Regions from separate parts of the Mus musculus genome. Here region 1 is linked to region 2. The links are chromatin contacts, found by Hi-C in ENCODE. All regions are on one chromosome and are shown on one strand. The core of a region is the stretch at or near the end of the contact, and the rest is flanking DNA. Distances in the headings are between cores, read along the strand shown.

The links. Hi-C counts contacts between places; a loop is a spot of excess contacts on that map.
Region 1: a loop to region 2 is called in a map of T-helper 2 cell, with 3 times the contacts of the local background. The contact joins two enhancer-like sites. A Hi-C loop is called at or near these places in 2 of 37 maps with a recorded cell type or tissue (T-helper 2 cell and regulatory T cell).

The regions. Positions count from the first base shown.
Region 1 is chr1:153,700,920-153,707,295 of GRCm38, reverse strand. No RefSeq gene overlaps it. Among named protein-coding and RNA genes, the nearest start is that of C230024C17Rik, 34 kb to the left of the region's middle. Within about 2 kb of position 4,200, at least 1 of the 3 ENCODE cell types and tissues checked has a DNase peak (open chromatin) inside an H3K27ac peak, as active enhancers do.
Region 2 is chr1:153,306,793-153,313,218 of GRCm38, reverse strand. The region is part of intron 1 of Lamc1 (laminin, gamma 1); the gene reads left to right. Among named protein-coding and RNA genes, the nearest start is that of Lamc1, 23 kb to the left of the region's middle. Within about 2 kb of position 4,349, at least 3 of the 3 ENCODE cell types and tissues checked have a DNase peak (open chromatin) inside an H3K27ac peak, as active enhancers do.

The DNA of each region.
Region 1 (6,376 bases), core at 2,951-5,450, 390 kb before region 2:
CCTTTGCCCACTATTTTTGTTTGGTTTGGTTTGGTTTGGTTTGGTTTGGTGTTTTCTTTTGTTTTTTTGGTTTTTCAGGACAGGGTTTCTCTGTGTAGCCCTGGCTGTCCTAGAACTCACTTTGTAGACCAGGCTGGCCTCGAACTCAGAAATCCGCCTGTCTCTGCCTCCCGAGTGCTGGGATTAAAGGTGTGCGCCACCACACCTGGCTGTTTTGTTTTGTTTTGTTTAATGATGATTTGTAAGGCGTTGTACAAGGCCACCCAGCCTTTACTTTCTTCTCTCCTCTCCTTGGTGGAGACAAGACAAAGTCCCTGTTTCCCGGGAGAGCTAGTTCTTGAACTCCTGGTAGATGGTGGACGCTAGAAGTATGGGATGCACTTTCTCTTGTGCAAAGCAATCCTGCAGTCCCTACAACTGTATCTGTTAGTAGACCACAGTCAATACACAAAATCAAGTGAATCTTTAAAACCCTTGGTTCATTTTATACTATCCTTCTTGACCCATTGCTTGAGTCTTCATTATTTCTTCTTTCTCTCACACACTTGTTTCAACGATGTGGAAAGAAGCTTGAAACTATACCCAAGAATTAGAACATGGATGTGAATTACAGACATTCTCCTGTGCTCCTTGCCTGCCTTCCTCTGCCTCTCATCACCCAGGCTAAACCTATCCCCTACCATTTTCTTGTTCTCTTTAGGTTCACTGCACACAGATCAAGACCTTAAAATATATTGTTTCAGGGCATATAGCACTTAATCCCATCACTCCAGAGGCAGATGGATCTCTGTAGTTTGCAGCCAACATGGTCTATATAGTGAGTTCTAGGCTACATTGTGAAATCCTGTCTCAAATCAAAATATATATTTATGCATGAACAGATTCATTGTGTTTAAATTTTAAGAAAAAAAAATCAAAGCATTCCATGGCTTTCCAAATCCAAAGTCCCAAAGTCCACATTAATTCAAACAAAAACAGGCCTATCATAACAATACCCCACTCCTGGTACCAACTACTGTCTTAGTTAGGTTTTTATGTCTGTGAACAGACACCATGATCAAGACAACTCTTACAAGGACAACATTTAATTGGAGCTGGCTTACAGGTTCAGAGGTCCAGTCTATTATCATCAAGGCAGAAGCATGGCAGTGTCCAAGCAGGCGTGGAGCAGGAAAAGCTGAGAGTTCTGTATCCTTATCTGAAGACTGCTAGAAGACTGGCTTTCATGTGATTAGGAGGAGGGTCTCATTGCCCACCCCCACAGTGACACACCTACTCCAACAAAGCCACCCCTTCTAATAGTGCTACTCCCTGGGCCAAACATATTCAAACCACCATACACACATATCTAGAGGGGTTTAGAGTGTCACTGTTATCTGTTTTTTACAGCTGCATGATATTCCTGTAAAGGTATTAATCTCTCTTATAAGAAGTCTGTTTAAAATGTCCAGTCCTTTAATTATCAACAGTGTTGCTGCTGATGTTTGGTGGCAAGCATATATAAGAGTACTTCTGAAGTTACCAGCTCCACTTAGCAAATGAGGAAATGGAGTCTCAGAGAGATTCCTGAAAGTTCTCAGTAACACATAGCAAGCAAGCAGTCAGAATTAGGATAGCCACATAGAATAAAGTTGAGAAAAAGTAGAGGGCAGGGATTGGGGGCAATCAGAATAATGAGGAGACCTTCACCCAGCACAGTCTTATCTTGAAAAGAACTCTTATTTGCTGGCATGATGAGCTCTTTGTATGCCTGTTTAATGTGCCTTGGTCTATACTGGTCTGGAAACCCTGGTGTGGTCCAGATGAAGAGCCGTGTGGCCCTTTAATCTGCAGGGCTGAGCTCTGCATTGAGAAGGCTGTCTTCTGGGCATCATAAGCGATCATCTCTCAGGGTACTGCCTTCTTCCCTCCCTCAGAACAGATGAGACTCTCCCATACTTCCCTGGCAGGTGTCCCTCCCCCAGGGTAGGTTGACCCAGAGTCAAAGCCTCCTTAGTTGCTCCTGCTTTGCCTAGTTACATCCACACCCAACCAATCCACAGGCTAATCAGGGTGAGGCCACCCACAGAGCCATTTAACTGCCCAGGAGTGAGTGCAAGACCATGCCCTGGGCGCATGCAACAGGAAGGGAAAACAAGACCACAGCTGCACCGTGATGTCAGGGATGGGGCAGATGGGCATTCAAATAAAAATTAGAATTACCAGGCCCTAGGCAGACCAGCTGTTGCTGCACCGTGGCTGACAGACTTCCTGCAGAGTCTATACAGTCCCTCCAAAGAAAGTCCCTGAGACTTAGGCAGGAGTCTCACTTTTTCCCAAGGTCACTGATGAGCGCTCATAGGCTAAATCTTCCAGGGGAATTTACTACAGCAGTGGTTCTCAACCTTCCTAAAGCTGCGACCCTTTAGTACAGTTCCTCATGTTGTGGTGACCCCCAACCACAAAATTATTCTCATTGCTACTCTTGTAACTGTAATTTTGCTACTGTTATAAATCGTAATGTAAATATGTTTGGAGCTAGAGGTTTGTCAAAGGGCTCCCAACCCACAGGTGGAAGAGCCTCTGTGCTAAAGATTTAAATTGAGGTTAGAGGGAAAAGTGCAGGGGTCAGTTTGAAAAACCTAGTGTTGAAGCCCCACAGGTGGAGAGTGAGGGATCTCGTCTTTGTGTAGGAAAAGCTTTCCTCGGTCTACTTACCATCATCATGAGAACTAGGATGGGAATCACGTAGCCAGCCAGGGTCCTGAACAAGAGGACTGCCAGATGAGAGGTATCAGCTTTGACTCACTCCCTCTAAGACTTCAGACTCCAGGTAAAGAGAGCGACAAGAACTGAAGAGCTTAAGAGCTTAGTTTTCTCACACAGGAGGTGCTCTAGAGAGGCCTGAGGCTAGGCTGGGAGCCAGGGCACCACAGACGCAGACAGAGTCTGCCACCCCAGCTGCTACTCATCAGCATACTCGGTTAACCCTTCAGAGCCCAGGGATCATCACACCTACTGCAGCGAAGATGAAAGGAGATGCGAGTCACAGCATCCCCTACACGAATGTGTGCCCCCCTTTTCTCATTGACCTCTCTATGGGGTTTATAGTAAGTGCTACTTCTGTGCTTCTGATCTATTCCGTTCTTCTCTGCATGGGTGGTGGATGTACATGAAATTTCTTCTACGGCTCTAGAGAACATCTCCAGACTCTTCCAATCCACCCCCAACTTATGCTCACAAGCAGGCACCTAAAGGTCCTTGGCTTTGCCCAGCCACCTTATAAGGATAGGTTGTTATGCCCTATGAATGGGACCGGATAGCAATCTAAGAGGCTGAGGTCCCTTCAAAGTGGCCAGGCTTCTCTGGCTTCTGTCCAGCCTGGAATGCTTCGTTCTGACCCTGAACACTGTAGAGAACAGGGGCAGGTGCCAGGGAGACAAAAAAGGCCCTCAGGGACAGGACGGACAGCTGTCAAGATCCTAAGTGGGGCAGGGGCGGGAGGGGAGCAGTACGAGGACTTTAGATGAGGGGAGCAGGGGAGCCGACCAAAAACAGCACACTGGGCTCACCTCACCTCGAGAAGCTAATGACCCCGACAGCGGGCACTGAACATGTCATGGCGCTTCTCCTGTGTCCTTTATTTCAGAATCCAGGCTTCCAGCTTCCACTCAAAAGAGGGATTAGCCCAAGCCAGTGAACAAGTGGCCAACAGCTGCTCCCTCAACAAAGCGAGCCTGTTTCTGTGGCTGCAGATGCCAGTCCCTCTGTGTGAGAACACTTCCTCCCCGCCTGAGTCAAGTCCCTCTGCAGAGCTGCCTGCAGAAAAGGCCATTTAGCAGTGTGAGGAACAAGGGTCCGACAGCTCTCCTGTACCTCCCCCCAACACACACACACACACACACACACACACACACACACACACACACACACACACACCTATTCTTTGAGGTTGCTTCAGCTCAGGCATGGCAGCCCCTGAATCAGGTATGCAAGGCTATTTGCTCCTGATTGCTTCAGGGTTGGGTCCTCCCTGAGCCTGTCCCTCTCCTTCTTTTACCCAGGCCAAGGCCACAGGGAAAGCAAAAGAGCTGCTGAGTAATTGTCCACAGTCACCTCCCCAGGGATCATTCCCCCACCTCGCAGTAAGAGTTTCCCATGATCCACACAGACCGGACCGAGATGTGAACGTGATCATGATACACAAGCTCCCGGAAGCCTAGCATCCCAGCCCCTCACCCCAGTTCTCTGCCATCTCCTGGGAGACTCTGCCAATCGTCAATGATCCTTACACACTAGCTACAACTGGCCTAACAATACCCTCACTGGGAAAACCCCAACACATTCATTTTTAGAACATGCGGTGGAAAGCATTTCCTTTCGAATCCCAGCAAACCTACACATCACTATTGTGAGTTGGAAGTGACTCCATCCCCATTCATCCCTGAGCAGTTTACACTGGGGAGTGGGGGTACTCAGAGTATGAACATCCACCTGTGCTACCCCAGAGCCTACAAGCCAAAAGCATTGCTCGATTCCTGCCATTAGGTAAGGGCATGCTGTCAGTGCCTGATCAGATCTGATGCAAGGAGGTTGTTTTGGGTTTTTTTTTGTTTTTTTTTTTTTCCTCTGCCAACTCAAACATCCAGTTAATCTGTTTGCATTTGGGGTGGTGATTTGAGGAGCTAAGTGACAAGCAGATAGTCCTGGCATATCTACCTTGCATTTAACACAGTACCCTCTTAGGCGAGAAGCGTTGTTTACAAGCTAACAGAGGCTCTGTTTTTCTGCAAGCATTCACCCACCTCAGCTGACTAACTGCCAACTGATCCCAGATAATGTTAAGGGACTGAATATTAAGATAGCCTCACACCGGGGCCAGGGTTGCCAACGCTTAGAGCTATAATTTTTTAAGCACTTCCCCAATACCGAGTCCTGCTCCATGTGGTTTCAATAAATTACCCATAATCCTTGTGGCTACCCTGCCAGGAAATGTACTGACTGGGCCCCTTTTGCTAATAAGCAAAGCAAGACCTGGAGAGGCTCCTTCTCCAGGGTCCCAGACAACACCGGTGTCCAGGCCCCTGCCTCTGTGGATCAGAATCCTACGTGCTCTCCCACCAGTGACCTCTGGGAAGAGGCAGCCCCTGTTCATGCCCATGATGCTAGTATTAGTGCCTGCCGAATGGAGTCGGAGGGAGATAGCATTGAGGTCCACACACTGGGGACATGCCTTCCCACGGCAGATGAGGGAGATGGAGCCATATGTCCTTAGTCTGGGGACTGGGCTGTGGTTCAGCAACCCTAAAAGGAATGTTGTATCCTTGATGTGCCCTTGTGGAGGACAGACTGAAGGACTAGGGGAGACAGTATGAAGGGCAGGACTGACACAAATCAAACTGAGTGACTGCATCTGTAGACTCATTGCCAGGGAACAGCCTTCACACAACTGGCCAATCTAACCCCAGGTAGGTTCTGCAGTACATCTTTTCAACCATGGTTGTTTTCTATCAGGATTCAAGACTTCTGAGTGAGCAAAGGTCAGAAAAGTGTCCCCCATCTCTACTCTAGTCAGTGTACACTTGTTGGTCCCATCCCAGGACAGTTTAGTTCTAGTACTCCAAGTTCCTTCCAGTACCAGCTCCACCCACTTCATCCCCTAGAACCTCCTGTCCACAGCACAGTAGACTCTGGGATGTTGACTCTGGATTTAGAGTGCCAGGATTCTAAACTCCACTTCTGCCAGCCTCGCCCCATGTGACATTGGGGATATCATATAATCCATCTGTGCTTTCATTTCCTCTTGTGTTCTTGGTGATAACAGCAGCATTTACCTTATAATGGGCTGATTCCTAACCCCTAGTACCTCAGAAGTTGGAGACAGGATTTTAAAGAGGATGACGCTGAAGTTATGCAAGAAGGACATATCTGTCCATTAGGACAGCTGTCATTAGGAAAAGGGAAGAGACTCTAGGAGTTCCTTGGCTCTTCTGAGGACTTTCCACATAGCAAGCGTAGGCACCTACCAAATGAACATAAGTGGCTCCGTACTTCAAGCAGGAAAAATAGAATCCAGTGCTTGGAAGTCAAGAGCCATCCAGAAGGTGCTGTACAGAGTCACCGTTGAGTCTCTGGTCTGTCAAGATCTGAATCCCCTTCTTTCCCCATCAACTATCCCTGCACAGAGCCAGCCCCTGTAGGTGCTCATACGGCTGCTTTCAGTGCCTGAAGGAGAAGGACTAGGGACATGACGTGCTGAAGCCTGCAGTTCAGGGATGTATATTCCCAGTAGCAAGCAAAGAGCCATCACCAAGTCTAGGGACGATGCCTCATTGAAAACCAGCCGAGGAGGGCCTTGATCTTGAACGTTTAGCTCCAGAGTCATGAGACAATAAAG
Region 2 (6,426 bases), core at 3,100-5,599:
TTTGAGATACCTTCTGAGTCGGAAGTAGGTTTGCTTGCCTGCAGACGCTGATACGGGTGTCATCTGTGCTCTCTGCTCTTTTTTTTTTTTTTTTTTTAAAGAAAGTGAGTATTTCTAGGAACTCTTAAGTTACCGTTCTCAGGAGTGGTCCTAAATGCTCATGCCAGTAGGTTTCTCTTATCTTCTTTTTGCTTTCTAAAGGATTGTGATCTCTTTGAATTGACTTCTTTTACTTCTGTTTCTTGGAGGTTTCTTGGTCTGATTTTCTTCATTTGCTCAGAAACCTAACCCTTTGCTCGGATGCACTGTGTGGTCTTCTGGGCTTTACTGTCCCAGCTTCTTTGGGAATGAAACCTCCTTCTCTGTAAACCTTGCTCCACTTTTCTGCCAGTGTGATAAACAGTGTTTATTGTGCCTCTCATCGGCCCTTGGAGGTTACTTAGCATCTTCTTTGGGCGTCTCCTCAGAGAGTCTTGAATATATTGGTTTTATTTCCAATTTTTCCAATATTGACCATGTTGGGGACAGGAGCTGTGTTTGACTGAACTGTTGGGTCAGTGGTTTAGAGCTTAGGTCTGGACTTGTGAAATGGGAGGCATCGGCTGTTCTTCCATTGTCTTGATGAATCCGAAGTTTTCATTCTAAATGTGACAGTGAGGCACAGGGGTGAGTTCAACAGTTAAATATGTCCAGACCCTGCCTTTGGAAGAGTGAAAGAGGTACATTCATTCAGTGTTGGAGATAGGCCATAGAATTATTTTCTCACAGTTTTAAGAATCTCTTGTGCACAACGGGAGACCTGCCTAGGCGTTTGTTCTGTTGAACTTCCACTCAGAACAAGAAAAGAGCTGAAACCAACTGTAGACTTGTTTCCTTTAAGAAGCCTCTCCCCCCCACCCCCCAGAACTCATAATACCAAGTTTCTTTTCTTAGGATAGCAAAATTTCTCAGGCGAAGGCTTTCTGTTTCTGTTTTATTAACTATAAAGTCCTAGGCACTAGGGATGTAACTAACTCATTGGTAGAGTTTGTGTTTCGCGTGTATCATCAGGCCTTGGGATCGGTCCCCAGCACTGTAGTCTCCCCCATGAGTTCACACAGACTAACACACATGTACACACATCCATATATTCTATATATTCTAAATTGCTGCATGTGCGTGTGTGTGTGTGTGTGAGACAAAGTCTTACTATAAGGTCTAGCCAGGGCCTTGAACTTGATCAAACTTGGAACTTGATATGTAGATCAGACTGGCCTCTGCCTCCTCAGTGCTGAGATTATTGGTATGGTCATTATGCTGTGTGTGTGTGTGTGTGTGTGTGTGTGTGTGTGTGTGTGTGTGTGTGTGTGTGTATGTTATTGAGACAGGATTTGTCTGTATAGTTCTGGCTGTCCTGGAACTCACTCTGTAGAGCAAGCAGGCTGTCCTGGAACTCAGAGACCCATCTGCTTCTGCCTCCTGAGTGCTAGGCTCAAAGGTGTGAGCCACCACAGACCGCTTCTGTTTATTTTTGAAATAAGGATCACTAAAGCTTCTCTCTGTCTATAGTATTCATTCTTAATCCTGACCACCAGTGGCCCTGGGGATTCGTCTTCACAGTTGAAATCCTAGTTAACCGAAATGCTTCTCTAGAACTTATCAGCAGCCAACTAACTTGTCTCTGAGTTTCCTTGTCTTTAGATATAACATGTGATTTCCGGTTGCTTAGTATGAATTGTCTGTTTTTACATAGAGGTAAATACAAGGTAAAATAATGGTTTGCTTGTTCAGCAATACAATTTCGGTGCACAGGAATGTTTAATAGATTGTGGAATAAAAAGCTTCCTTAGAAAGATGGCAGGATCTTCCGGAGTGTCCCTAATCTCCACTGGACTTTAATGTTTCCTTCTTGCTTTTGAAAGAAGTTGGTTTTGTCCTCTCTTCCTAAAGAGCAATGTTACTGCTTGGCTTTGAGCCTTACAGAAATGCTACTATGTACCTAGTCATGGTGAAGCCTTAACAGTTTCCACTTTCGACAGCTTTTCTAAAGGCAGCTCATTCTTTCTCCCGCCAGTGCAGTGAAGGTTACAGTGTAGCTAGATCATCTTGCTGGCTGATTTTGTTGTATGGGAGTAATGCCCCTGTGGATATCTTCACGCATGCTTCCTGGTGCTCACATAGGAGAGAGTCTCTGCAACTTGGTGGTGCACTCACAACAATGTGTGTCTTCAATTTTATGAGATAATACTGATTTTTCCCCCCCTGGGGTGGTATCAGTTTGGATGTCCACCAGCAGTGCTGGCAAGCTAGCTGGTCTACCCCTGACACTGGAAATTCTTAAATGTACCAACTCATTAGTATAAGATTGTGTCAAAGTGTTTTGCATCTAAAGTTTTCTTTCCATGTCTTTCTGGATCTTCCCTATTTCTTTTCCTGTAGAATGTTGCTTCATGGTTTTTGCCTTTATTGCTTGGTAGAATTCTGCAGGTACGTTGCTACTGATTCGTCATTAGCTCTGCATTATGTCTGAATGTGATTTGTCTTCTTATTTTTTCTACTTTTTTTTGATATTTTCTTTTTTAAATATCTGGTTTTTTACTATATGTATGAGTGTGTTGCTGGATTCGTGTCTGTGTACCACATGCGTACCTGGTGCCCTCGGAGGTCAGAAGAGGACAGCAGACTCCTTGGAATTAGAATTAAAAATGGAAATGATTCACCATGTGGGTGCTGGGAATCGAATCCAGGTCTTTTACAAGAGCAGCAAGTGCTCTTAATCACCAAGCCATCTATCTGTCCAGCCCTGTTGGGCGGTGTTTCTTAATTTCAGTATGACCATATTTATTAGTACATTCTTTGGCAGTCAGCCCTTCTGTGTCTTATGTAAGAAATCTTTGTTTCTTTTTAAGATCTAAGGTTTGGGTTTTCATTGTGTGCATTTTCCTTACTGGCGAGTGCAAGTCCTTTTCAGATGTATTCTATTTTAGAAAGATCTTAGTTATATTTAGGACTTTTTCTTCCGTGTAAATTCTAGAATGAGGTTTCTCAGAAACTTCTTTGCATCTTGATTTAATCCATACTGACTTGATGCCCATTTGGTTTGCGTTAACGTTCAGATATTATTGAGTTTGTCATAAACTTGTCATAATTTACATGTTTTTAAGTAATTCCAATAATGTTTTATAATTTCAACCTCAAGAGTCTTGTTTTTCTGTTGGATTCATTCCTGGGTTCTTTTTTATTGCTGACTTAATTTCAAAGTAAACCGTAATCCTTTGTAGCAGTGTGCAGAAAAGTGTAGCTTTTAAAATATGGGGCTTCAAGGGATTTGTTTAATTCTCTTCTTTTGATCATTTATCTTTAGATTCATTCAAGTTTTTTATGTAGACAGTCATCCATAAAAATAATAGTTTTATGTCTTCGTGCTAATCATATTCAGAACTGCGGATTCTGAAATCTTATTTATAATCTAAGTTTGGTACAAATAGTGATGAGGCTTATCAGGTGTCATGGCAGACACTGATCACAGCTGCTCGGAGAGATACAGGCAAAAGCATCAAGAATTCAAGGTCACCCTCAGATGGAGGGCTGCCTCTGCAGACAAGAGCAACAGAAAAGGAACAAGTGACAGAATTGTTGGGGCTGGGTACAGGCTTTCAGTCCCCACAGCATATGGTGTCTCTGAGTCGGATTCTAAGTTTTGGGGATAGGTAGGTCCATGTGTCATCCAGCTGTAGGTCCTGAGACGTTGCCAGTAGAGTATGCTACGGTCCCCTTAGGAACAGCTAGGGTATGAAACAGAGAAAGCAGTCCCATAAAGCAAAGAATTGCCCAAATTCCATTCAGCTTCAAGTTCTCACAAGATATTGTGCCATTAAAAACCAGAGTATAACTACCTGAGTCTAGAACATAACTTTGATACATAGACACACACACATATAACTTTTCTCAGATTTTATTATACATAATTTCCCATGACTTCACTACTCCGTGCACATGTGTGTGTGTGTGTGTGTGTGTGTGTGTGTGTCTGCCCACGCGCATGCACACGTGCGTGTATTAACTGAGGACTGAGTTACCCATGAGAACAGCTTCCTCTTCCTGCAGCATCTGGCTGTTGTTGCTTCAGCTGCACTCAGTATGCGCCAATCCATCTGTTTTTCTGCGATTCCCATGGAGACTGAATCTGTATAATTTGCATGTTCTTATTGTCTCTTTCTCCTAACATTTTTTTTTACTGGCATTTTTTAAGCCGAGGTCTGTGTCTTCCAGGATGGGGTGGGGAGCTCATTACATGTCGCCGGGTGGGTGAACCAGCTGACCCACTGAGAGGATTGGCAGCTTGCACCTTGATCTCTCAGAGTGAGCTGCTGCAAACCAAACCAAAGTGTGGCTTCCATGCACTCACCAAGCTTAGGAGGACAGGGTTGTACACTCTGAGTGTCCCTAACTCTCTCCCTACGAAAGCTTCGGCTATGCACAGCCCAGCTGCCAGCCGCTTTTCAGTCAGTGCCACAGGAAGCAGAATCAGCCAGCTAATCCTTTCCCAAGTTCCCGACTTGAGATGTTGTAAGATGCAGAAATGGTAGGCTGTGAACTTTAACTTGTACTGCCATAAGGGGCAGAAACAGTAAGTCTCTGGCGTTACTGGGCTGGAGAATCTGCCTTCGTTCCTTTCTGGAAGGGTTCCTTTCTGAACTTGTGGATTCCCTGGAGAAGTTGGACTTCTCTTTGGCTTCAGCTAGAGCGCTCCGGGAGAGGAGCCAGAGATGTCCCGAGGCTATGCATTTTTTTGTGTGTGTGTGAGAACTGTAGTTTGGCAGACATTTTAAAATGAGTTACCAGCCCAGGAATCTTGTGTCTGGGTGCTCAGGCTCCTTCCAGCTGGTATCCTCAACTGTCTACTGAGTGGTAGACAGGTGCAGGCTGAGTTTTGGCAGGGCTGTCACTGGGGACTGTAAGAGAGCAAGCTGTCTTCCTGTTCCTGGTATCTGTAGGTTCCTAGTGAAAACCCCTGCTTTCAGAACCAGCCCTGGCTTCCTGGTTGTTTCCCAGAGATTCTGCATTGAGACCCCGCCATCTTCCAGCATGTTCGTGTCCTTTGGCCTCTTCCTCCCCCCTCTTCTTCTTCTTCAGAGTCATGCCATTGGCTGGCCTCTGCCCCTCAGCACTCTTACTCATACTAAAAGTGCTCATTTCAGTTACCTTACCTTCTAATCCAGAGCGAGCATGCGCACCAACTGGCTCCTTTGGTGGGTGTCTCAGATTACTCCTTTAGCTGATGATAAGCAGCTTGAGAGCCGAGAAGGCCTAACCATTTGTAATTCCCAGTGGTGTTCATTAACTAATTTAGATTCTGTGACCTTTGCTGTGTTTACATTTTCGCCTCCAGACAGAACACAGTGTGTTTGGAGGGGTGATGCTCACAGAGGCTGGAACTCAAGGAATGATTGTCTTGATCTTGGGGTTTGCTAACACAAGCACAGGTGAAGGCCCCAAGAGGCCCACATAGTGATCACTCCATTGTTCCAGAGCTTGGCTCCGGTTTTCAGGGGTTCTGCTTCTTCGCCGGGAGGGCGAACACCAGCCGTGTCCAGATTTGTGTGTTTATATTTGGAGGATGAGAGTGCTGAAGTCCAGTTTCTCATTAGGGCTTCACGGCACAGTAAATGGAAAAGCCTGAGAAACTTGTAAGTCTGGATGTGTCTCCTCCTGCTGAGTTTTGTGGTGGCTGTCCCGAGTGTGTGCACTCTTGTGTCTCCTCTTGTCTCTCTAACTCACAAGTCCCAGCCCTCATGAACTCACTTCTGCTTTAATAACACGCCACTGTGTATCCTGTAGCCAAATCTAGTCACTGTCAATTTCTTTGGTAAATAGGACACTTTTCTTACCATAACGCCCACATTCCATTTCCTTTTGTAACAAGTGTCATTTTCGGTATATACTTCAACCCTTACAAATGGTTGTGAGCCAACGTGTGGTTGTTGGGAATTGAACTCAGGACCTCTGGAAGTGCTCTTAATCAGTGAGCCATCCCTCCAGGCCCCAATATATTTTATTGCTTTTATTTTATGGGCATTAGTATGTTTTTGCCTGCACATAAGTCTGGATTAGGTTGTGAGATCTTAGAATTGTAGACAACTATTAACAGTCAGTTGTAACAAATATTGAAACTTACGGTCATTTAAAGGTAAACATTTTAAATCAAAAGAAAAAAAACCATAAGTATTCTTTCCCAGGAATCATTGTAAACGACAGCAAATGCCAGGAAGCAGTGCCATAAGGACACTATATAGGAACATCTGTTGTTGTTTCTCATTATGGATGGTTGTGAGCCACCATGTGGTTGCTGGGATTTGCACTCATGATCTCTGGAAGGAGCAGTCAGTGCTCTTAATCTCTGAGCCATCTCACCAGGCCCCAATATATTTTATTGTTTTTATTTTA